Linked DNA regions of Homo sapiens: region 1 is linked to region 2. The links are chromatin loops, found by intact Hi-C in ENCODE. Cell type or tissue: heart left ventricle. All regions are shown on one strand. Each heading gives the region's core, and the rest is flanking DNA. Links, peaks and the distances in the headings are about the cores only.

What was found. Hi-C counts contacts between places; a loop is a spot of excess contacts. Peaks named below come from ENCODE experiments on the same cell type or tissue, not always from the same donor. Only the 100,000 strongest peaks of a DNase experiment are listed, where the experiment ranks them.
Region 1: it touches region 2 in a loop (7-fold over the local background); 4 of 110 quality-filtered maps call a loop at or near these places.

What each region holds. Positions count from the first base shown.
Region 1 is chr1:53,353,803-53,369,359 of GRCh38, forward strand. It overlaps LINC02812 (long intergenic non-protein coding RNA 2812), which reads right to left and starts at 14,347. Exons shown (of 2, transcript XR_001738058.2): 1 at 14,204-14,347; 2 at 10,052-13,475. In heart left ventricle, for the core only: no CTCF peak of the experiment used is centred there; no DNase peak of the experiment used is centred there.
Region 2 is chr1:53,404,399-53,414,688 of GRCh38, forward strand. No RefSeq gene overlaps it. Among named protein-coding and RNA genes, the nearest start is that of LINC02812, 41 kb to the left of the region's middle. RefSeq lists an enhancer at 4,074-4,669. In heart left ventricle, for the core only: no CTCF peak of the experiment used is centred there; a DNase peak (open chromatin) is centred at 5,867; H3K27me3 peaks cover 3,195 bases.

The DNA of each region.
Region 1 (15,557 bases), core at 1-8,000, 53 kb before region 2:
CATCCAGGTTGTTCTGTGAAGCAACAGTTTGCTCCTTTTGATTGCTCCACGATGTTTCATTACATGCATAATCCAGTCTCTTTAGCCAGTTTCCTACCAATAGACACATGGACCGTTTCCAGTTTTGGACAACTATGAATAAAGCCGTTATGAACATTCTTATACAAATCTTTTTGTGAACGTATTTTTTCATTTCTCTTGGTGTAACTGCTATTTTTTTCATTTCTCTTGGTGGAGGGTAGGTGTTAACACAGCACTTTTGTCTCTTTATTTCTTCCCAATACTTATACCCCTATTTTTTGTGAAATTATAGAGGCTAATATCTCCAAAGTAATGTCACATAAGAAACTATCAGACTTAAAAAAAATGGTTGTACCATTTTCTATTCCTGCCAACAGTATATAAGAATTCCAACTGATCTACAGCATTTGCTATATTTGTGGGGTTGTCAATCTTTTCAATTTTAACTATTCTGGTGGTTGGGTGGTTGTATCTTATTGTGGTTTAATTTGTATTTACATGATGACTAATGGTGTTGAGCATTTCTTCATTTGCCTATTGGCCATTTGCATAACTTTTGTGAAGTGTCCATGAAAATCTTTGGCCTAACTTAAAAATTAGGTTGTTTATCTTTTTAATTATTGAGTTGTAGGAGTACTTGATATATCCTGGATACCAGTCCTTTGTCTCACACACACACACACACAGACATACACGTATTTATGTTTTGTGAATATTTTCTACCAATCTGTAACTCACCTATTCATTCTCTCTCTCTCACACACACACACGCACACTATTTTTTTTTTTTTTTTTTTTTGAGATAGGGTCACCCAGGCTGGAGTGCAGTGGTGTAATCATGGTTCACTGCAGCTTTGACCTCCTGGGCTTAAGCAATCTTCCCACCTCAGCCTCCAGAGTAGCTGAGACCACCAACACATGCCACCACATCCTGCTAATTTTTTTTTTTTTTTTTGTAGAGATGGGGGTCTCACTATGTTGCTTAGGTTGGTCTTGCACTCCCGGGCTCAAGCGATAATACCGCTTTTGCATCCCAAAGTCATTTTTTCAATGATGTCTTTTGATGGCAGAAGTGTCTAATTTCAAAATTTATAAATTGTTTTCTTTTATGGTTATTTTATGTCCTGACTTCTAAGAAATCTTTGCTTACCTCAGCGTCCCAAAAACATTCTATTTTTTACCTAGAAATTTTATGATTATGGCTTTTTCATTTATTTCTACGATCCATATAAATTAATGTTTGTGTTTGGAGTGAGATAAGGACTTTAACATTTTCCCATGTCGATATACAGTTGTTCCAACACCATTTGTTCAAAAAGAAGTTCCTTCCCCGGTAAATTGTTTTGGTCCTTTGGTTGAAACTCAACCATATACATGAGATCTATTTCTGAATTTTACGTTCTGTTCCTTTGTTCTATTTGCATATGCTTACATTGATATCACATTGTCTTGATTACTGTAGCTTTATAGTAAGTCGTTAAGTCAGGCAGTGTTCTTCAAACTTGTTCTTCATTTTCAAGATTGTTTTAGCTATTCTGGATGCTTAAATTCTCACGTAAATTTTCAGATCAACTTGTCTACTTCTTTAAAAGGGCCTACTCTTACTATAATAGGGATTGTGTTGAATCGATAGGTCATTTTGGGGAGAATGGACATCTTAACCATATCAAGTCTTCTCTTAGCCATATTTTTAGACACGTTTACATATATTTTATTTGCTGTTTCTAGTATTTGATATTTTCTGATGACAATGTAAATGATATTTTAAAATTTCAATTGTTTTTTTCTAGTATATAGAAATAAAATTGATTTTTATAAACTCACCTCATATCCTGCAAACTTGCTAAATTTATTTACTAGTTCTAGGAATTCTTCATAAATTCCACAGTTTTCTGATTGAACAATATATCATCTGCAAATTCCACATTTTAACTCATTCCTTTCCAACGTTTGTGTTTTTTATTTTGGTTTTTTTGAGGCAGGGTCTCGGTCTGCCACTCTCTGTCACCCAAGCTACAGTGCTGTGGCATGATCATGGCTCACTGTAACCTCAACCTCCTTGGCTCAAGTGATCCTCCCCCCTCAGCCATCCGAGTAGCTAATTATCATTAGCCAGGCTACTGTGTGTGTGTGTGTGTGTGTGTGTGTGTATGTGTGTGTGTTTAGAAACAAGGTCTCACTATGTTGCCTAGGCTGGTCTTGAACTCCTGGCCTCAAGTGATCCTCCTGCCTTGGCCTCCCAAAGTGCTGGGATTACAGGTGTGAGCCACCATGCTTGGCCCCTTTTATTTATCTTACTTTAATGCACTAAAACTTCCAACTCAACGTCAAATACACATTCTTGCCTCATTGCTGAACTTAGGAAAAAAAGATTAAATGTTTCACCATTAAGCATGATGTTAGCTGTAGATGGCCTTTATCAGTTCGAGTAATTTACTATCTACTTCTAGTTTGCTGACAGTTTTTTTATAATGAATAGATTTAGAATTTTGCCAAATGATTTTTCTGCACCTATAGAAATAATCACGTGAATTTTCTCCTTTATTTTGTTAATATGGTGAATTACATTCATTTCTGAATGTTAAACTAATCTTGCACTTCTGGAACGAATCTCACTTGGTTATGATGTATTATTCCTTTAATATATTGCAGGATTCAATTTACTAATATTTTGTTACAAGTTTTCACATCTCTATTCATGAGGAATATTTGTCTGCACTTCCTTTTCTTGTAGTATCTTTACTGGGTTTTGATATCAGGATTATACTGGTCTCCTAAAATGAGTTAGGAAGTGTTCATATTATTTTCTCTATAAATGACAAAAACTGGCATTTATTGCTGATTTTTAAAAGCTCTATTTTCTGAAATAGTTTGTGTAGAATTAGTATTATTTCTTCCTTCCTTAAAAGTTTAATAGAATTCACCAGCAAAGACCATCTGGACCTGGAGTTTTCTTTGTGGGAAGGGTTTTTATTGTAAATTTTGTTTCTTTAGTAGATATAGGACTATTTGGGTTCTCTATTTCTTCTTTTGTCAGTTTTGCTAGAGTTGCATTTTTAAGGAATTGTCCATTTCATCTAAGTTGTCAAAATTTGCATAAAATTATCTATAATGTTCCCCAGCTATCCTTGAATGTTTTTCATGTGACCTTTAGAATCTGTCAATTTTCCCATGACAAAAAGTGCTTCAACTCAATTCTTCTATTTCTTAAGCAACCAGATAGACTACATATCCTAGCCTTTCTTGTAATTAAATGTGGTCATATGATTGATTGAATTCTAGCCAATGGAATGTGAGTGGAAGTGATGTGTATCACTTCTAGGACTGGCCTTAAAAACCTTCAATGTTTGGTCATTCATGTTCCTCTACCAGCTGGAGGCAGATGAGCACAGTCACCTTGGAAACCATGTGTTGAAAACAAGAGAGACACAGGATTAAAGAAATCTGAATAGGAGAGGGGAAGTAAAGAGAGAAAGGGAGGGAGAGAAAGAAACAGAGAGAGAAAAACCTGCCAATCAGGAATATCTATTTTGAACTTCACATAAGCTAAAATTAAATATCTACCATATTCTAGCCATTATATATTGAGGAAGAACTCTATTTTCATTTTTATTGGAATCATTCTAAATGTATACATTAATTTAGGGAACTGATTTTGTTAAAATACTATCTTCCTTTCCAAAATAGGACACCTCTTTCTATTTATTCTTATTGTGTTTTAGGTGTCCAGTAACATTAAAATTTTTTTATATAGATCTTGCATGTTTCCTATTAAATGTGTTGCAAGATATTTTATAATTTTTGCTACTTTTATAGATGGAATCTTTATCTTTTCTAACTCATTGTCATATAAGAAAGTTATTAATTTTTATATTTTAATTTTTACCCATTTATCACACCAAATCATCTTATTTGTAATAGTTTTTTAAGGTTTTTCAAGTGTATAATCATATCATATGCAAATAACACAGCACTTTTGTCTCTTTATTTCTTTCCAATACTTATACCTCTCTTTTTTGTGAAATTATAGTGGCTGATATCTCCAAAGTAATGTCAACTAAGGCTGGTGAAAGGGGACATCCTTGTCCTGCTCACAAATTTGTTGGGAATCCTTCAAATTTTTCATCATTATGCAAATGGATGGCATTTGCTTTGATATTGTCTCATTAAGGAAATATCCACCTATTTCTATTTTATCAAGAAGTTTTTAAAAATCAGGAATGGATGTTGAATTTTATCAAATGCCTTTTTGATATCTATAGGGAAAATAACATGATTTTCCCCTCTTTTGATGTACTATATTTACATGACATTTATATTAATATTACATTATTGATTGTAATGTAATGTAATGTAATGTAAAATCAACTAAATTAGTTGATTTTCTAAAATTGAACCATCCTTGCATTTCTGGTATAAACTCCAAAGGTTTGTTACAACAGTAAGCTATTTCCTTAATATGTGTCTGTATTTTAAAGTATATTCCTAAAACTATTTCTTTACTTAGGATAGTTGCAACCTCAATGTTAATGTGAGCTGACTTATTGTGTTCTATTCTGTGCTTTCTTGCATTTTGCTATCAATGTTAAATGGCATTCATGAAAAATAACTGGAAGCTCTTCTATGCTCTGGAACCACTTATGTAGCATTGGAGATATCTATTTCTAAAAGGCTTTGAAGAATTTACTTGTGAATCTTTAAAGTATAGTGGTTTTGGGGACTTGCAAAATGAAGATATTCTGATATTCCTTTATCATGTGTTACCTAGAATATCTCTATCAAGGGAAATTTCTCTTTATCAACTATTAGTTTACCACAAGGTAAACAACTTTGTAAACAATTTGCTTAACAATTTTCTTTGTTTATATTACACTATTTGGTCCTTTGAGATTTTCTTTCAGAAAAGGCAAATTTAATCCCATCACATACTTGTTTAGACTGGAACACCTGCAGTGACTATGCCTCATGGTAAACTAATAGTTGAAAAAGAGAAATTTCCCTTGATAGAGATATTTTAGCTAACAAATGATAAAGAAATATCAGAATATCTTCATTTTGCAAGCCCTAGTTAAATAATGGGAAAATGGATCTAGTCAATGTTCTTAAATAGCAGCTAATATCACAAAATGAGGACAACCTCACATTTAATTCCTCCTGATAGAAGTTCACAATACTGTCTATGAATTACTTTTGCTATACATTCAAGCCTCTAGATCTAACTCTGGTTGCCAGGAGCCAGTCTCATGGACAAGTGTGGAGAGGTTCTCAAGCCCTTTTTTTTGCTCCTTGTGAGCCTCTCCCAGCCCGATCCCACCTTGCACAGATGAGAAAACTGAGACTTGGTAAAGAAGTCACCTGCCCACTTTTTAGCTGTGTGTCCTTGGACAGGGAATTTAGTCTCTCTGAGCTTGATGTCATATTACACACTCAAGACAAACCATAATGCCTACCCCAGTGGCCCCTGACATGTGCATGCTCACCGATGTTTGTTCCTCTTTCCAAAAAGAACAAAAAGACCCATCCTAGATCAATGCACTCAGCCTGCCACTCCCTCTATTAGCTGGGGTATAGGCTGGGGTAAGTCCTTTCCTATTGCCAGCCTCAGTGTTTCCATCTGCCAAATGAGTGTTTCTGGGAGCTTGATCATCACTGCCTTCCTCTCTTGTAACTCTGTCCTGGGACCTGGGTAGTGTAAGCACCCAAACAAGAGATGGCAGACCCTTGGGCTTCTGGGCCTGCTGTCACCCTGTGCAGTGGGGGGCTGCCTGCTGGAACGGAGATTTCTGCAGATCCTTGGACCAAGTTGGGCCAGGAATTAGTCAGCAGGACAAATTATGTGAGACAGATCCTTGATTATCTCCTTCTGCCGCCCCATGTTTGACCCCATGGCCTTCCTGCAGCTGAGCTCCTCTCTGCTTCTTGCAGCCCAGAATAGAGCCCCTTCCTGCGTATAGCTGCCCCAGAGTGTCCAGCCTGCCCCCATCCAGAGCTCCCTGGCCCAGAGGACAAAGGCCAAGGGCTTCAGCCTGGTTGCTGTCCACCCAGGGACCCCTGTCAGGACCTCTGGACTCCTAGGTCCTGTATGGAGATCCCAGACCCTCCTTGTCCAGCCCTCCTCTACCTCTTTGCTCAGGCTGTTCTGCACACCTGCAACAGGTACCCTGAAGAGAATAACGTTTGACCTTGAAAGACAGCTCATCTGTCTACCTCCTCTACCTCCTCCAGGAAGTCTCCCATGACTGCCCTACCCACAAAGACCTCTCCCTCCACTGAGTTCCCTGTGTGTCTCACTCCGTGTGTATCTCAGTGACTAGACAGTGAGGGCCATGAGGGTAGGGGCAGGACATGACTCAGCCCAAGGACCTGGGAGGCAGTTTGGGCCAGAACTAGGTTTAAATTGCACATCAGCCATCTTTAAGCATTTTGACCTCTCTGAGCTGTAGTTTCTCATCTGTACAATGGGAATAATGTCAATTATCTGTTCCAGAAGTACAACTCCTTCTGTCTGGAAGGACAGGAACCAACACTTATCAGCAAAGATGTGGGCCCAGAGTCCAGAGCCCAGAGCCCAGAACCTGGCCCCGGATATTAATCTACTAATTCTCACCCTGTCACAGAGCTTTACAGCTGCTCTCTGCGGAATCCCCTTATCGCCTTAATCTGCCTTAGACCTCACTTTTTTTCCAATAAAGGGAGGGGCCATCCCATCCTGGAGTGGGTGTAGGGTCCAGCCCCACAGGGTTGGTGGGTCTCTCCCTGTGTGTGGCGATGAGAGAGTGTAGAAATAAAGACACAAGACAGAGATAAAGAAAAGACAGCTGGGCCCCGGGGACCACTACCACCAATGCGCGGAGACCGGTAGTGGCCCCGAATGTCTGGCTGCACTGTTATTTATTGGATACAAAGCAAAAGGGGCAGGGTAAAGAGTGTGAGTCATCTCCAATGATAGGTAAGGTCACGTGGGTCACATGTCCACTGGACAGGGGGCTGGCCCTTCCCTGCCTGGTAGCCGAGGCAGAGAGAGAGAGGAGACAAAGAGAAAGACAGCTTACGCCATTATTTCTGCATATCAGAGACTTTTAGTACTTTCACTAATTTACTACTGCTATCTAGAAGGCAGAGCCAGGTGTACAGGATGGAACATGAAGGTGGACTAGGAGCGTGACCACTGAAGCACAGCATCCCAGGGAGACGGTTAGGCCTCTAGATAACTGCGGGCGAGCCTGACTAATGTCAGGCCCTCTACAAGAGGTGGAGGAGCAGAGTCTTCTCTAAACTCCCCTGGGGAAAGGGAGACTCCCTTTCCCGGTCTGCTAAGTAGCGGGTGTTGTTCCATGACACTTTTCGCTACTGCTAGACCACGGTCCGCCTGGCAATGGGCGTCTTCCCAGACGCTGGCGTCACCGCTAGACCAAGGAGCCCTTCTGGTGGCCCTGTCTGGGCATAACAGAAGGCTCGCACTCTTGTCTTCTGGTCACTTCTCACTGTGTCCCCTCAGCTCCTATCTCCGTATGGCCTGGTTTTTCCTAGGTTATGATTATAGAGCGAGGATTATTATAATATTGGAATAAAGAGTAATTGCTACAAACTAATGATTAATGATATTCATATATAATCATATCTAAGATCTATATCTGGTATAACTATTCTTGTTTTATATTTTATTATACTGGAACAGCTCGTGTCCTCGGTCTCTTGCCTTGGCGCCTGGGTGGCTTGCCGCCCACACGTGGGGAACCAGAGAATGGGAAGGCCTGGCTGTGGGTCCTGATTGGACCTGGGTGAACCCAGAAGGAAGTGCTGAGTCTGGGAGCTTCCCCTGGCTGTGCGCAGGGAGTCAGAGTGGGAGGGGCTTCCAAGCTGCCCTAAATGTCCTAGCCAGAAGACATACACTCTGTCACTCACAAAATACCCACAGGCCTGTGCCAGGTGCTGCAGACTCTGGGGGAGTCCCTCAGGAAGCCCACAGACTGCTAGAGATGATGCCTCCCAGTGCCATCTAGGGACACCCAGGGTCTGTAGGACACCCAGGAGCCCCTGGCCTAACCTGGAGCCTAGGAGGGCTTTTCTTCCAGGGCAGATGGGGTGCTGGGTTCTAGGGGGTGACTGGGGCCATGGGGTGGAGGAAGGAGGAGGCCAGCACTAAGCGGCACTGAGGGCGAGGCCGGCTGCCAGGGCCTGCGATCTGTGCAACTGCACAAGACTCTGCATTCGGAAGGGTTTAATGCTCTGCAGGCATCATCCTGAAATGCTTGATAATTTTTTAACAAGGAGCGCTACATTTTCATTTTACACTGGATCTCATAAATTATGTACCAGCGTTGTAGGGAGTGGGGGTGAGCCTGTCACCAAAGGGGGCTGGGAAAATAGCCTCCCACAAAGAAAGGGCAGAATTCGAGGTCAGGAGTAAGTCCTTGACAAATGCGTATGACCCTAGACAAGTCCCTTTCCTCACACAGGCTGCTTCCCCTTAGGATCAGTGAGGGGCAATCAGGTGGAGAGATTTAAAAGCATTAGAATGGGATAGGGAAGGGAAGAGTAGGCAAATTCAGCACAGAGGTGGTTCCTGGCCCCTTTTCTGCTCCACCCCATTGTCCCGTCCCTCCTGGGCCCTCCTGGGAGCTAATCTGATTATAGAATCCTGTGGAATGTGCTGATGGTGCCAATGGGTTCCTTGTTCTCCCTGCAAACACCCTATTTACATTGTTCTGGGGTCTTCATTCCTCTGAGGAGCTGGTCGCCATCCTGGAGGAACTCCAGTCCCCTACAGGGTGGTGGGACTGTGCCCCCTCCCACTGCCTCCCTCACAGCTGACCCTTTCATAGAAAATCAAGCTCTTTCAAGATCTGCTCCTGCCTGGGTATAATGCTGTGGCCCAAGGCCCTCCAGTCCCGAGGCTAGTCCCTGTAAGCTTTGATAAGACACCCCCTCCATTCTCCTTCACCCAGCCTGAGACCCTGTGTCCCTAGGCTGCCTTACAGGGCCAGATCACACACCCACGAGTCCGTGGGTCCCAGAGCAGTGACCCTGACAACTCTGAAGAACTGGGGGAGGCCCAGCGCCTCTGATGTGTGCCCCCAACAAAAGCCATCTAGGGCCCATTTTACACTCAGACAGAGGCCTGTGTGCCTGAGCGGGGTGGGTGAACTCAAAGGGTCACCGTAGTTAAAGGGTCTGGCATGGGAAACTAGGCCTTTTGGGATCCAAGCTGCAGCCCAATATCTCAACCCCACCACCACCAACAGATTGCGGGGCTGTGTGTGAAGCAGGTAGCCCACTCCACCTGAAATAGACCCCAGTGGTACTCTCACCCTCCCGCAAACCTGCTTCTCCTCTGTCCCCACCTCCAAGGGACCCTTCATCCCTCAGGCACCCAAGCCAGGAATCTGGATATCAACCTAGACCCCTCCCTCTGGGTACTGAGTCCCCTCTACTCTTCCCTACCTGGCTGTCACCCAGGAGGCTGCTTTGCATGGGCAAGTTCTGTGGTTTCCAGTTGGGTTTGGCCAACGGGAGGTACCATCTCCAACAGGAGATGGGGAAGCAGGAGTGAGGTTGGGGTGTCTGCTCCAGGCCCCCTACTTCCAGGCCATGGGTAGGCTGGTCCCTCCTGTCAAGCACCTTCTCCCACAGCCACCCTGTCTGGTTCCGGCGGCCTTGCCCTCCCTCTGCCTGGGGGTGGTGACATCTCCCACATGTGGCCAGCCCAGGTGCTGCACCATCCCTTGTTAGTTTCCCTTAACATGTCCCGGCTTTAGTCACAAGTACCTTGGTTACTCTTCTCCATTCCCCATCTGGAGTGCACCATCTGCTTCCTGCCAGGGCCCTGTGGGAAACACCCTCTGCCCCCACCCCATTCCCACCAAGAAATACCCAGTCCTCTCGATTCTGCTTCCTAAGTAACTCCCCAACCCACCTTCTTCTCCTGTGTCCCAGGTGCCATATAAACACCCTGGATGCTCCTAATGGGTCTCTCCACTCCACCCTGGATCCCCCACCTCACCCTTCACAAGCACCCACGGGAGGTTTCTTCAAATGCAAAACTTCAAAGAAATATTTTTAATATTAAAGACATTTTATCATGAAAGCAATACTTGCTTATTGTGCAAAATGTCAAACACTACAGAGAGGTATAAAATGAGAAGTAGAAATGCCCTCCTCCCCAGTCCCCACCCTTACTCCCAGGGTCCCTTTCCGTAGAGCCGCCAAGTTCTGGTTCCTTGTGGGTCCCGCTATGCACCTTCCATCCATATGTGCACATACCAATGTGCAGCTCTTTTTATTCATGTAGTGGATTCGGATCACACATATAATATGCCTGTGACGACTTTTGCACTTGTAACCTATCTTGGAGAACTTCACATGTCCACACTTGTAGATTTAACTCCTCTTTGATGGCTACTTAGTATTTCATGATACAGATCTCCCAGTTTTCCCATCCATTGCCCTATAAATGACCATTCGGTTCTTTTCACAGTTTAGTTGGCTACCAACAGTGCCACCACTGGAATTCTGTCCAGGTATCGCTCTGCCTGTGGGTGGACATTTCTGCAGGATTGACTTGCTGGGTCAAAGGGTATATGCATGTAACATTTGAAGGATGTGTCAAATTGTCCCCCTAAAACACTGCTCCAAACTACACTTGCACCAACAGAATATAAGGGTGTCTGTCTACTTCCCCACATTTTGTCAACACTGGGTTTTAAGAAGATAATCTTACCATGCAAATTTCCTGCTTAAAACCCCTCACACCTCAAGGAGTTGGAGCATAGTGGGTGGGTACAGTGGCTCACACCTGTAATCCCAGCACTGTGGGAGGCCCAGGCGGGCGGATCACGAGGTCAAGAGATCGAGACCATCCTGGTCAACATAGTGAAACCTCATCTCTACTAAAAATACAAAAATTAGCTGGGCGTGGTGGGAGGCACCTATAGTCCCCGCTCCTCAGGAGGCTGAGGCAGGAGAATCGCTTGAACCCAGGAGGCGGAGCTTGCAGTGAGCCAAGATCGCGCCATTGCACTCCAGCCTGGCGACAGAGTGAGACTCTGTCTCAAAAAAAAAAAAAAAAAAAAAAAGTTGGAGCATAACTTTCCACCCTTAAGTGTGGGCTGTGCATAGTGACCTTCTTCCAAAGAGTGCAGTGTGGAAAGGGAGGGTTACAGTGGAGAAGTCTCACTACCTCAGCCGGGTGACCGAGCTCAACGGTAACAGAGGTAAGTCATGGTGACAGGGCACACCTTTGTTATGATGGCGTAAAAATCACCCTTTGCTTCTGTGGTCTTCCTCCCCAAAACCCACAACCGCAGTCTAACTGTGAGAAAAGCGCGGGACAAATCCGAATTGAAGGACAGTCTCCTCAAAACTGTCAAGGTCATCAAAGACAAGGAAAGTCTGAGAAACTGTCACAACCAAGAGGAGCCTAGGGAGACACACCGACTGAATGCAATGTGGGGTCCTAGATGGGGTCCCGGCCCAGAAAAGGACGTTCGGGAAAACAAAGGAAATCTGAATCATCTATGGACTTCAGTTCATGACTGACATAGGTTCAGTTCATGGACTGACATAGGTTCAATAATTGTAACAAATATACCCACACTCAGGTAAGATGCTAATATTAGGGGAAACAGTATACATAAACTCTATACAAACTTGGAATTCGTTTCTGAAACTTTAAATCTGTTCTAAAATACAAAGTTAGAAGAAAAATCTCACATCAAGAGCAAGCCTCCCACAGGCACGCAGTGGCCTCTGCGACCGGGCCCTGGCCTCCTGTTGAGTTATGTCTCCCTTCTCTCCCTTCTAGGTACCTCCCATTCCTGCCATATCTGCAAGTCAAAATTTCTAGACAGCCCCATGATATTCAGTTCTCTGGGCTGTTGAAAATTATGCACACGCCGCCCCACCACCACCACCTGCCCCGTGAACACTTCCTACTCAAGAACAAACTCCAAGATAAAGGCTTCCTCTAGAGAGCTCTCCTCTTGCCTCTGACCCCAGCCCAGGCTGGCTCGGTGCCCAGTCCCTGGCACCTCCAGAACGGCTTCCCCAGCTTCTCAAGGTTGTGAAGTGGAAACTGGGTGTGGGAGCTATCTTAGTTTCCTGTGACTGCTGTATGGAATTCTCACAGAGTGGCTTCAAAAGCGGCAGAACTCTATTCTCCCAGCGTTGGAGGCCTGAAGCAGAAACAAGGCATTGGCAGGGCCGTGCTGCCTCTGGAGTCTCTGAGGGAGGCTCCCATCTTGCCTCTTCGGCTTCCTTGGCTGTAACCATGTCACTCCCATTTTTACTTCTTCTTTTTTTTTTTTTTTTGAGACAGAGTCTCACTCTGTTGCCCAGGCTGGAGTGCAGTGGTGCAATCTCGGCTCACTGCAACCTCTGCCTCCTGGGTTCAACCAATTCTCCTGCCTCAGCCTCCCGAGTAGCTGGGACTACAGGCGCCCGCCACCACACCCAGATAATTTTTGTATTTTTAGTAGAGAGGGGGTTTCACCATGTTGACCAGGATGGTCTTGATCTCTTGATCTCATGATCCGCCCACCTCAGCCTCCCAAAGTGCTGGGATTACAGACGTAAGCCACTGCGCCTGGCCCTATTTTTGCATCTTTACATCACCTTCTTCTCTAGGTGTGTGTCTCTCCTTCAGCCTCACTCCCCCCGCTTTTTTTTCTTTTTGAAACAGGGTCTTGCTCTGTTGTCCAGGCTGTAGTGCAGTGGCGCAACACTGCTCACTGCAACCTCTGCCTCCCAGACTCAAGCCATCCTCCCATTTCAGCCTCCTGAGTAGCTAGGACTATAGGCATGTGCCACCACGTCTGGCTAGTTCTTTGTGGGGTTTTTTTCTGTTTTTTTTTTTTTTTTTTGTAGAGATGGAGGGTCTCACTACGTTGCCCAGGCCAGTCTTGAACTCCTGGCCTCAAGCTATTCTCCTGCCTTGGCCTCCCAAAGTGCTGGGATGACAGGTGTGAGACACCACACCCAGCCCTGCCTTACTCTTGTAAGGACACTTGCCATTGGATTGAGGGCCCACTTGCATAATACAGGATGATCTCTTCATCTCAAAATCCCTAATGACATCTACAAAGAATTTCTTTCCAAATAAGGCAATATTTACGGGTTCTGGGGCTTAGGACATGGACCTATCCTTTTGGGGCCAGCCATCCAGCCCCCTACAGAGTCCAGTGTGGCTGGTTCCAAAGGTCCCTTCTTGGCTCGCCTTGCAGGCGGGTTCCTCTTCTCCATGGGGTGGTTGGTCCTTGCTCCACATGGAGTTGAGGGGCTTGGGGACTGGCCACTGAAGGCATGCTGCTCACAAAAGCAGTCTGTGGGCACCCTCCCAGACTCAGGATCACCGTGCTGGCTGGAACATAAATGGGCCCTGTTGCAGGCGGGGTTGTCCTGGAACAGATCTTGAGATAGACTTTGACATGGAGGATATTTACTAGAAAAGTCAACACCTGGGGAAGAGATAGGGAGGAAGCAGGATTTGGTAGAGAGAAGGTGAACAGTGACGCAGCTCCAACGGAGTTTCAGCCATCCCTGGAGCCCATGTGGCCCATCTAAATTATCCCATGGGAGGTCAAAATGTCTGCACCTTTACATCGTAGCCATGATCAGTCGCTGGTCAGCCCTTCACGAAACGAGGGCGATGATAGCTCCTAACTCCTAGGTCAGAAGGGTTAAGTGAAATGTCCTGAGCGCTGACAGCTGCCATACACAGCCACCCCTGGAGGGAGTTCTATGGTTATCTTCCCCTTACAGAGGGGAAAAGCCAGCCTCAGAGATGACAAGCAACTTCCCAAGGCCACCCAGCTAGTAATGGCAGAGCCAGGACTTAAACTGAGGTGTGCCTGATGCAGAGCTTGAGTCCCTGAGAGCTGCTGGGGGAACCCAGAAGCCCGGCAGGTGCCTGGCTCCACACCCAGCTCCCTGGCACTCACTTCCCCACACCCCATGCCCTGTGCAGCGTCCTCCCAGTCACTTCCCATCCCCATGCTCCAAGCCCCAGGGCTATCTCCCCAGGGGACCCCATCAGGGGTTGCCTGGCCTCCCTCCCTTCCCCACAACCAGTGATCCAGCCTCCCAGGACCCCTCACAATTCTCCAAGCACGGCCCTCACCTGCCTGCCCCCATGCCCTCTGTCCCCAAGTCCTTTTTCCCCATGCCCTCTTTCCCCTTGTCTTACCTTTTAAAGTGGTACACAGAGGCCTAACTGTCCCAGTCAGATGCAACCTTCTTCACGAAACCCTTTTGACTGGCACTCTCCCTCCCTTCTGTCTCCCAAAAGACTCAATGTCTATCTCAATCACAGCTGAGTTGCCTTGGGTCTGATATGAATCTGCTTCCCCCAACAAACCAAAGCTTCCGGGGAGGGGAGAAAGTACAAGTTAGGAGCTCTCACTCAGCCAGCTGCATGGCCCGAGGCTGGCTGCTTCCTCTTTTCTGAACCTTAGATTGCTTATCTGTAAAATGGAGCTAACAGAGCACATTGCCAGGCACAAAAAAGGTGCTCAGTAAATGCTGTCTCTCAGGCTTTAGCCCGGGTGCAACTTTGTATCTGCCTCCAGGGCTGCAAACACTCCCTGCCCAGCTGTCTCTTTGCTTTTAATTGTCTATTTCCTCCACACTGCCAGTCCTCAGTTTCCCTTCTGTTAAACAGGCTGTCCTAACCATTCCACGCAACGTACCGTGTGGGGACTAGAAGAGGATTAGCCCAGCAGAGGCTTTGTGGGCATGTTGCTTCCTTCTTTTGCCCTTCCAACTGCCTGCCCTTTCCATCCCAGCAATGGATGGGCTGGGAGCCAGCTGGGCCCGGGTGCCTAGGCTCACCATGTGGCATCGGCCTCAGCCATTCCTCCCAGGGCCGCAGCCACTCTTCACCCCTAGGAGAAACTGTGGGGTCCTGGCAGGGGCGGGAGGCGGCTCTAGGGACGCAGCTCTGCCCTTGACTGGGAATGACGCCAAGGCTGCTGCTGCCTGCTGACAGTCTATCCTGCTGCCCAGTCCGCTGGCGGCAGACCCTCTCTCTTCCTCCTCCCACAGTCCCACCCACAGCCTGAGCCCTGGGGTTCAGCCTGCTCAGGTCCACTCTGACGGGGCTAAGCAGAGCTCCCCAGTCCAGGAAGCCCAGACACCATCAGGCTCTGTGGCCCTGGCAAGTCCTGCCAGTGTTTAGGAGGTGACCAGAACCAGTTCTGACAACCCAAGAAGCTGGAGCACAAATACCCCTTCCTGAGCCTGCCACCTGCAGTGTGAAGGGCCCGAGCAGTGACTCTGAAGCCAGCCTTCACCACAATCAGCTGTGTCTCTGGGCAAGTTATCTAATCCTCCGTGCGTCTTTGTCTGTAAAGTGGAGTAACAGTGTCTACCCCGCAGGGCTGGTATGTGGACTAAATGAGGTAATACACAGGTGACTCTCGGGACAACAGAGCCCCTGGGAAGCACTTCATGAGGATTAGCCATTATTATTTCACCTGTGTTCTGCATGTGGAGAGGGCAGCAACTATGGTCCCCACTGGCAGTAAGGCAACTGAGGCCCA
Region 2 (10,290 bases), core at 2,291-10,290:
AGCTACAAACTCTACCAAGATTCGGCCACTCTAGTGTGTCTGTTTGCTTAATGTGATCTTGAATTTTGATCTTGTCACAATCTACAATGAAAGCTCAGAGGGAAAGAACCTCATTGTATTAGATCAGACTGTCATAACAAAATAGCATAGACTGGGTGGCTTAAACAACAGACATTTATTTTCTTGCATTTCAGGAGGCTGAGAGTTTGAGATCAGGGTGCCAGCATGGTTGAGTTCTGCTGAGGGCTTTCTTATGGATTGTGGACCGCCACCTTCTTGCTGTGTCCTCACTGGCAGAGCGAGAGAGTGAGAGAGAGCGAGCGAAAGAGAGCTCTGGTGTCTCTTCTCATAAGGGCGCCAATCTCACTGTGAGGGCCTTACGCTAAGGACCTCATCTAATTCTGAGAACTTCCCAAAGGCCCCGTCTCCAAATACCATCACGTTGGGAGTGAGGGCTTCAACATATGAGTGGGGAGGACGTAATTCAGTTCATACCACCCATCTACCTAAAGCAACTGGCTGGTTACTTGCACAGTGCTCATGAACAATTTTGCACTTAGGATCATACTAGTGGAAATAATTTTTCCTCTTGCATGTCTCCAAGAAAATATTTTTTCTCCAAGCAATGTCCCCTTTGGTGTGCTGGTGAGGACCGTTGAAAAGGAGTAAAGTGTGTTTAAATATCATTCATTCAAAGTAAATGGAAGGGTTAATTGCTGTTCACAGTTCTGGAACTGCTTTCTTCACCTGCAGAGCCTCTAAACTAGTAGGAGATTGCAGGGATCGCTGATGATTTCCACCTGGTTATTACTCTATTCATTCCTGCTCCTCTAACCTTTCTGTAGTTTATGGGTGAAATAGCTCTTGTAGTGAAGAAAGTCAGCAAATGCTTTTGATCATAAGTACAGATAATACACATCCCACGGACTCTGTTTTGTGGGATTTTTCTATACATGTTGACATAGCTAATCTTTGCTTCTGCAGCATGTACATAAATATTATACAAGATGACTGGCATATGGTACTGTTATGTGTCTTTTAAGAAAATCTCCAACTGAATCCAATATTTCCCATGTGGCACCTGATACACTGTGGGCGTGGGATATTTATAGAGCAGTAATAATGGTATTTGAAAACACTGTGATGTCTAAAGCCTCCATTTCCCTGAAAATTTTGTCTAGAAGGCTGCATTTCTCAGGCATAAGCTCTTGCCAGCCATTCACGGTGATTACGGGAAGGTTAAGCATTGTTGGGACTCACAAAACAGCTGTGTTAAGCATTACTACCTCTGAACGCTTCAGGAGGAAAGCCACATTCTCCTGTGGAAGGAAATAGTTGCAGGTAAGGACTTATCGCCTAACCTGGCCTTCTAATGCTAGTCTTTTGCCCTTCAATAGAATTAGGTTTTCTGAGCATTTCTCCTTAATGACCTTAGTCGTGCCTCAGGCTACATATGGCAGTTTATGAAATTGTAGAGTCAACGAATCTTAGAATCAGAGGACTTGTGACTGGGAGTTAACCTGGTTACCATTTTAACCAAGCTGTCCCCTTTTTTAAAATTTGAGACAGGGTCTCTCTCTGTCACCCAGGCTGGAGTTCAGTGGCACGATCATGACTTACTGCAGCCTAGACCTCCCAGCCTCAAGTGATCCTCCTGCTTCAGCTTCCTGAGTAGCTGGGGACTATAGGTGCGTCTCACTACATTGCCCAGGTTGGTCTCGAACTCTTGGGCTCACGCAATCTTCCTGCCTTGGCCTCCCAAAGTGTTGGGATTATAGGTGTGAGCCACCGTGCCTGGCCCATCCCTTTTTTAAAAAGTGAGGACCCCAGTGAGGACATTAGTTTGGTGACAGAGGTGGGACTGAGGTCTTTTTGTTTTTATCTTGGGGCTCACTCCATTGCACCTGGCTTGTTTCTGTAGCTAATGTAATCCAGCCCTATTCTATTTAATTTACTGTATGTTACTAAAAAGCCCACCTGAGTGATAGCTCCCACTTTTATGTGTCTACTACATGCAGGGCCTCTACCAGGTCCCATTGCATCATGTCATTTAATTTATACCAGAACCTTATGAGGTAGGCATTACCATCTCCATTTTACACATGGGGAAACTAAGGCTCAGAGAGGTTGAGTGTCTTGCCCAAAATCCATCACTAATAATTGGCCAAGTCAGGGCCTGAACCTGGGACTATCTGACCCTGCAGTCCACGCTCCTGCCATCAGAGTTGGAGACAAGATGAAGCTGGAGACAGTCCTTCTGCATGAGCAGGAAACGTTATTTTACTGGCCAGGCCAGAGGTATGGACATTGGATATACATCTTACAGCCTGAGTTCCATCACAAGTTAGCCACTGACCACTCACCAAGTGCCAGGCTTAGGGGACCCAGAGGTGAATGGGGCACAGCTCCTGACTTGGAGGAACACTCTGGCTATGTGGAAGACAGATGTGTAAACAGATGACAATAGCACCTTGTGATCCAGGCTAGACAGAAGAATTGTCAGGGGCTATATAACCTTAACCCTAGAGGCTGGGGATAGCCCCAGGAGGTGCTGATGCATGAGCCGGGTCTGGAAGGATGGAGAGGAGTGGGTCAGCTGAAGAGGGGGCTTGGAGGGGAGGAAGGTCTTCCAGGCAGAGGAACCTGCATGTTTCATGGCAGAGAATTAGGAGAGGGCCGAGGGAAGCTGGAGGGGTGAGAGTGGGGAGGACCTAAGTCAGAGTGGTCATGGAGACCAGATGACAGAGGGCCATGGGTGTACTGCTAAAGTCAGGGGCAGACCCCACTCAGGAGGCTAGGGGAGTCCTGAGGGTCTTGGGTAAGGATGATTGTCTGACCTTGGACAGATATGCAATCCAGCCTAGAGGGAGGACTGGGGGAGGAGGCCAGGCTGGGGGCAGGGTGCCTGAACCAAGGTGAGGATGGCCATGGGAAGAGAGAAGGAATCCTGTGCAGAAGAGGGAATAGACAGCCTGTGGGGAGGGAGGGGGAACCAAGGATGACTCCCAGGTCTCAAATCGGCACAGGAAGGTGGTTTGTGGTGCCAGCAGCTTAGCCTGGGAACACAGCGGAGAAACAGCTGAGCAGTGGTAGAGATTCCCCAGGGAAGGCTAGAGAGGATGAGGATGGGGAGACTGAGGCTGGACCCCCTGCCAGTGCCTGGCAGGAAAGGTGATATAGTTTGGAAATCCGTCCCCTCCAAATCTCCTGTGGAAATTTGATGCCCAGTATTGGAGGTGGGGCCTGGCGGCAGGAGTTTGGGTTATCGGAGTGGATCCCTCTTGAATCGCTTTGCAGTGTCCTTGCTGTAATGAATGAGTGCTCGCTGTATGAGTTTACCTGGAGGTCTGGTTGTTTAAAAGATCCCTTCTCTGTTTCCTTCTCTCTAACCAGGTGATACCTGCTCCCTTCACCTTCTGCTGTGAGTGGAAGCTCCCTGAAGCTCTCACCAGAAGCAGATGCTGGCACCATGCTTCTTGTACAGTTTGAGGAACCATGAGTTAAATAAACCTCTTTTCTTTATAAATCACCCAGCCTTGACTATTCCTTCATAGAAATGGAAGCAGACTAAGACAGAGGGAGATAGAGATGGTGTAGGTGCAGAAGAGAAGCTGGGAGAGCAAGGTGGGGAGGAGGAATGCATCTCTGTAGTCCCCATGGAGTGAGGGCCAAAGTCACTTGCTGAGGGGAGTGGGCAGGGGTTTGAGAGGGGAGTGAGGGTTGAATGGAGGTTGGGTGGAACAGGGAGATGACAGTTCTGAACAGTCTGGCAGTGCTGAGAACCCAGTGGCACTCAGTAGCCTGGGTAGGCATGGAGAAGGTGAGGCCATCAGACTGTCCCTGGGTAGGGTTTGCTGGGTGGGTGAGAGGCAAAACTGGGGCAGTGTCGGGGCGGAGTCTGGGCCCATGAGGAAAGGAGGGTGGGAGGCAGGACAGACTCACAGGCTATAAATTTTGCAGAATCTGAAGAAAGTCACAAATGAGACTCATCCCTTAAGTCTCCAGACAGTAACTATGGTGCCAGGATGACTCAGGCCCAATCTTTTTGGGGCTTCCCAGTCAACAGTAGCCTGACCCTAAAAGAGCTGCTCTAAGCATGGGCCCTGTACAGGGAACTGTGGAACAGTGGGCCTGTGAGGCAAGGTCCCTGGCCTGCACTACCCACCTGCCTTCCCGGGCAAGGCTGATGTGCTGCTGAGAGCTAGGTGACCCTATGAGGGGGCTAAGGGACCCCACTAGGGAGCTAGGTGACCCCAAAAGGGGGCCAGGGTACCCCACGAGGGAGCTAGTGGACCCCATGAGGGGGCTAAGGGACCCCACAAGGGGGCTAGGTGACCCCACGAGGGAGCTAGGCGACCCCATGGGGGAGCTAGGGGACCCCACAAGGGGGCTAGGTGACCCCATGAGGGGGCTAGGGGACCCCACGAGGGGGCTAGGTGGCCCCACGAGGGAGCTAGGGGACCCCACGAGGGAGCTAGGGAACCCCACGAGGGGGCTAAGGGACCCCATGAGGGAGCTAGGGGACCTCATGAGGGGGCTAGGTGAGCCCATGAGGAAGCTAGGGGACCCCAAACAGGGGGCTAGGGAATACCCTGAGGGAGCTAGGGGACCTCATGAGGGGGCTAAGGGACCCCACGAGGGAGCTAGGGGACCTCATGAGGGGGCTAGGGAATCCCCTGAGGGAGCTAGGGAACCCCACGAGGGGGCTAAAGGACCCCACGAGGGAGCTAGGGGACCTCATGAGGGGGCTAGGTGACCCCATGAGGGAGCTAGGGGACCCCAAACAGGGGGCTAGGGAATCCCCTGAGGGAGCTAGGGGACCTCATGAGAGGGCTAAGGGACCCCACGAGGGAGCTAGGGGACCTCATGAGGGGGCTAGGGAATCCCCTGAGGGAGCTAGGGTACCCCATGCAGGGGGCTATGGGACTCCACACAGGGGGCTAGGAGACCCCACAAGGGGGCTAGAGGACCCCACGAGAGGGCTACGTGACCCTATGAGGGGACTAGGGGACCCCACGAGGAGGCTAGGTGACCCCAGGAGTGGACTAGGTAACCCCAAGATGGGGCATAGGCTCTGCTGCAGGTCCCAGCTGGGAGTTTGAAGGCCGCTGGAGAGCTCACCTAAAGGAGAAATCCCCGTGCATTTGGGAGTCGGGGAAGGCCCCTCTCCCTAGTGACTTGTCTCTGTTTCTGATCTCTGTAGTCTCTGAAATGCCACATGGCTGGTCTTTTTAAAGATCCTGCCAACAAACAGAATCTAGTAAGGAGGACACCTGGAGCGTGCTGGCTGCCATGTCTGGTGCTCCCATGTGCTGCTTCTGTGCTGCATAATCACCTCTAAAGGTGAGCGCTGCCCTTCTCACCAGGCTGGGGAGAGGCTAGGGAGCTTGCCTGAGTGGCCGTGCTGGAATCTGAACCCACAACTGTCTGACCCTAGATCTGTGTTTGCCGAACAGGGAGACGCAGGGACCCCAGGAGACTCTCATAAGTCCTGTCGGGGCAGAAAAACACTGCTGCAGTTGGGCCACAGAGGTTTCAATGCAGGCACCAGATGCGTAACTCAGCCCTGATGTACCAGGTGTTAGGCTGGTTGGGCTTGGGGCCAGCACATGTAGCTACCCTCAAGGAACTTCCAGCATGAGAGGCAACCTCAGAGAAGTTTTCAGGAAACTGCTTTTATGGGGTTTAGACCCTTGGGAGAGGTGGCCCCCTAAACAACCTTCCAGTCGCTGGTAGAATGCTGCTTTTGTGCAGAAACATGCCCCAGGCAGATGCTCCGCTCTGTGACAGCATCTCTGCTGTTTGGCCATGCACACATCTGCCCACCCACTCTGCCGCTGACAACAGGATATGACAGATCTATGCTGGAGGGAATGTGAGACCGACAGGTCCCGGAGGAGACGAGGCACTCACGGTGGGGGCTGCTCCGCTCCTCCCGCTGGCCCCCTAGTGCTGCAGCTTGGGGACTTCCATCTGTGGCCGGCCGTGTCACTCCTTTCTAACCCAGCCTGGCAGGTGCTTTTGCTGAGGGGCTGTAGGATGAGGGTCTGTGTGCAATGCTGATTCATTTTTGTGGCAGGAGATTGATGAGATGTTTGAGGGTGACTGGACGCACTCCCTGGCTGCCTTCAGGAAAGGATCAAGCTGGTGGGAATGAATTCAATCGCTCCGACTTAGCAAAAGGTGTCTTGAGGCCTTTCCCTTCCTTTTTGCATCACTACTGGAGTCTTAAATCCTAAATTACTTTTCATTCGAAACAGATTTATTTTTAAAGTATTGGCCCATTGTCATTTCAAAAACTTTATTCACCATTGCATTTAAGGAGTTTGCCAGCTTCCTTCCAGCCGCAACTTTGGACTGCAGAAGATCTAGTGTGTTGCAAACCACCAGTTTTTGTTTTTAGAAGGACGGGTTTAATGTTCAGACTTTATCTAATTATGGATAATTATGATGTCTTGCTGAGAATTCACAGTGGGATATGGGCTCTGCAGAATAAGACAAACTGACTAACACGGTTCCCGCCTGGTCGATTTTGAGTCTAAATAGTCACATTTAGATTTCAGTAATGGCGTGGAACATGAAGAATTCTCTCACGCTGCGTGTGTGTGTGTGTGGCTGGTGGGGGAGAGCAGGGAGGAGTGTCACTAAAATGAAGGCTAAGCAAAAAAGTCCTTTCCTAGGCTGGCTGGTGGGCTTGGGGCCAGCACATGTAGCTACCCTCAAGGAACTTCCAGCATTAGAGGCAACCTTAGAGAAGTTTTCAGGAAACTGCTTTTATGGGGTTTAGACCCTTGGGAGAGGTGGCCCCCTAAACAACCTTCCAGTCGCTGGTAGAATGCTGCTTTTGTGCAGAAACATGCCCCAGGCAGATGCTCCGCTCTGTAACAGCATCTCTGCCATCTGGCCATGCACACAAAAAAGTGGAGGTAATCAATAATCTAAAAGGAGGTAAGAAAAGGAGAAATAAATTAATGAAAGGACTTAAAAAAAAACCTGAAAATGAGGCTTTGTTCATAACATGAGCAAAAAAGAACGTAAATCCTTCAATAAATGCTGCAACCACCGGCGTCGCAGGCCCCTGACTCTCATTCCTTAATGCAGCAAATATCGATCAGGTGCCCACTGTGTGCCAGATTCCACGCATGGCAATCTTTTTAAATCAGTAAACACCCCTACATGTCCAATTCTGTTGTTGTACATGTTACAATCACTGATTGATGACACTTTAAAAAAAAAAAAAAACTACAAACCTTAGGTCTGTAAAGGTTAGTATGCTTTTTCACTGAGTGACTCAAATCCTGAAGCACGCCCTGATAGGGCAGTTACCGTGGAAGAATGTATCACTTAGAATGAACCATGGCATTTGGCATTCTGTGTGTTTCTGATGTGGGCCACACACTCTCAAGAACCAGGGTGAAATACAAGAGGGACCCTGCCCAGACATAGGGGGTGAGAGGGCCAGGGCTGTGACTGGGAGCAAGTAAGATCCTGGATGGTGGAGATGGGTCAGGGAGTCAGTGGGCCTAGACTCAAGCCAAAACAGGGCACGCAAGCAGGGCAAGAGTTAGCAGCAGAGACACAGATGACCTGGAGATAAGGGCAGCCCCATTTAGGTCAGGTTTACAAGCAGCTTCCAGAGCCTCTGTAGGCAACAGATGGACCTCTGTTCAAACCCCAAGGTGAAGCTTGGCTCACAGCTCTGCCATTTCCCAGCCGTGTGACCTTGGGCTTGTTACTCAGTTTCTCTGTGCCGCAGTTTCTCATCTGTAAAAACAGCCATTTCTTCTCGGCCTGTTGTGAGGACTCAATGAGTTATACCATTTAAAGGATGGCAAAGCAGTCAGTAAATGTTAGGCATGGTGATTCAGAGGAGTGAAGTGGGCATTTTTCATCTCTTAACTTACCCAGCATCCAAATGTCTTTCCCTCTGTGGGGGTCCCTGTGGGAGGCAGGGCTTACCCTGCATGAAGGAGGCAGAAGGTGGGCCTGGGGGAGGCTTAGGACTTTGATCCTGAGGGAGCGAGACAAAGGTGCCGGGACCCTTCTTGGAGATGCCTTGCAGGGCTGGTGGCCGCATGGGGAAGGGTGGCTGACCAGTGTGGGGGATCAGTAGACTGTCCCTGTGCTAACTTGGCATAACCGCCCTGGCTCCTGCCCGCTGCTCTTCCAATAAATCCCGTTTCTGCTGCATCACCAGAGGCTGCCCTGTGGAATGCAACCAAGAGCTCCAAGAAGAGCCATGCTCAACACTGCTGTCCAATACCACTGCCCTCTGGAATGCCCTCAGACCAGCGAGAAGGGTCAGCTCAGAAGACAGGCCTAAATTCCCCCACAGAATGGAGAATGGCCCCAGACCCTGCAGAAAGACCCCAAGGCAGAAATCCCACACAGGGAGCTCCTTGTCCATGGACAGTCCGGCCACTGGGAAGGGCCAGAGCATCTGACAGATCTTAGGAGAGCGAGACCAGGAGAAGCCACACACAACACCTCTGAACTTGGAGATGGCAGGGGGCTGGCAGTCCAGGGGGCAGGGGAGGTGGCCTGGAACCTAAGGCATGGTCTTTTTGGTTTCTAATCCTCGATTACTGTTTTTCTGCCAACTGCTTTCCTTGCAGGGAGCAGGAGATTTTTCTTCAAGTGGGGCCAGGGTGTGTTTATCAGCTTGTTACAAATTACATGGTAAACACTGAACCCCTGGTTAAGGCAGCCACTGAGTCTCTTTGTTAGATTAATAAGATTACAACAATCTGGGCAGACTTTCAAGTGTTTATTTTCAAAACCTCACTTAGAGGGTGGTAGTCACATAGTCCCAGGCCCGCCTGCATTCCGGGTAGTTGGGTAGAGCTCCTTTCTGTTCCAAGTGCTTATTTCTCCACATGCAAGAAGAGAAAAGGTCATTAACCCCCAGCCTCTGACAGTTTATCCTCACATACCCTATTGCCCATTTTCTAGTCAATAACTTAGTGTTTCTTTTAACACCTACACACTTGTCGGCCTTGTCCCACAGAGGTGTTTTCAAAGCCTAAACTTTACAGTGAGTCATTTCCTGAACACTTCAAAAGCATTTTGGTAGATGGACTGCCCTTCTTTGTAGCTAAGTGCATTGCAGCAAAATTTACCAAAAGTCAAATTCTGTAGCATCCTGTTGACTTGTATTATTGTCATATGGATGGTACAGCTCCCTGGCAAAAACAGGCCACTGCACCCCTTGGTGGCATGAGGGGTGGGTGATGGGGTACAGTGAGGCAAAGCCCGGGGTGGCAGCTGGGGATGGCTCTGCTTACTCATCTTCAGAACTGCCCATCACATGTCTCCCCTCTGGATTCTCCAGACTGCACTGTGGTGAGGGTGCTGTGAGCGTTGTGGGAGTAGAAAGATGACTCAGAACCTCTCTGCCTTCAAAGGGATTGCAGCCTGGCTGGAGCTGCAGGGTCCTCCCACCTCCTGAGCACACAGGCACCTGGAACCTTCACCCTCAGGCCCAGTCTACCTTCCTGACCTGCCACCGCCTCCCAGGTGCATCCCGCCCCACGTCCACTCTCCTTCCCCCTAACCCACAGCCCCAGAAGCTTGGATCCTCAGTCTGATGCTGCAGTTTCCTGACTCCCAAAAGCCGTCTCACCCCTCTGGCCCATATTGACTGACCAATACAGTTCCCTCCAGCTGTCATGCCCTTCCCTCCCCATCCTTCCAGATCCAAGTACAGGGCTGTTCTTCTGGAACTCATCCCTAAGCCCTTGGTTCCCCCATATCCCACAGCTCCCAACTTTTTGCAGGGTTCCGCTCCTGGGTTGAGACTTGACTGCCTCCCTGTCTGATTCCCCCATGAGGCTATGAGCTCTTTTGAGGTATTTCAAACTCAAACTCATCTTTCTAACCTCCCTGCTGAGCTTAACATGTAGCAGCTTTTGGGAATTTAGTAAATGTTAAATGAGTGAATGGATGGATTAAAAAAAATATGAATGAATGAATATGCTGATAGAGATACAAATAATAATAAACTTTATCCAAGGGCTTTTTGTTTACAAATATTTCATGCCCATCAGTATACATGATCCTCATACCTTAGAAAGGTAGTTACCATGACCTGAATTTCACACAGAGGCTAAATTATAGTAACCATAACAACTGCAACATCTGAAGACTGATGTGAATATGCTCTGCTCATCCTAGGACAACTGTGCAAGGGAGGCAGTCATCTTCCACTGTTGGGAACTAAGTTTCAAAAACTTGTCTAAAGCCTGAGCCAGGATTGGAACCCACATCTTGGGACTCTAAAGCCTTCGTTTA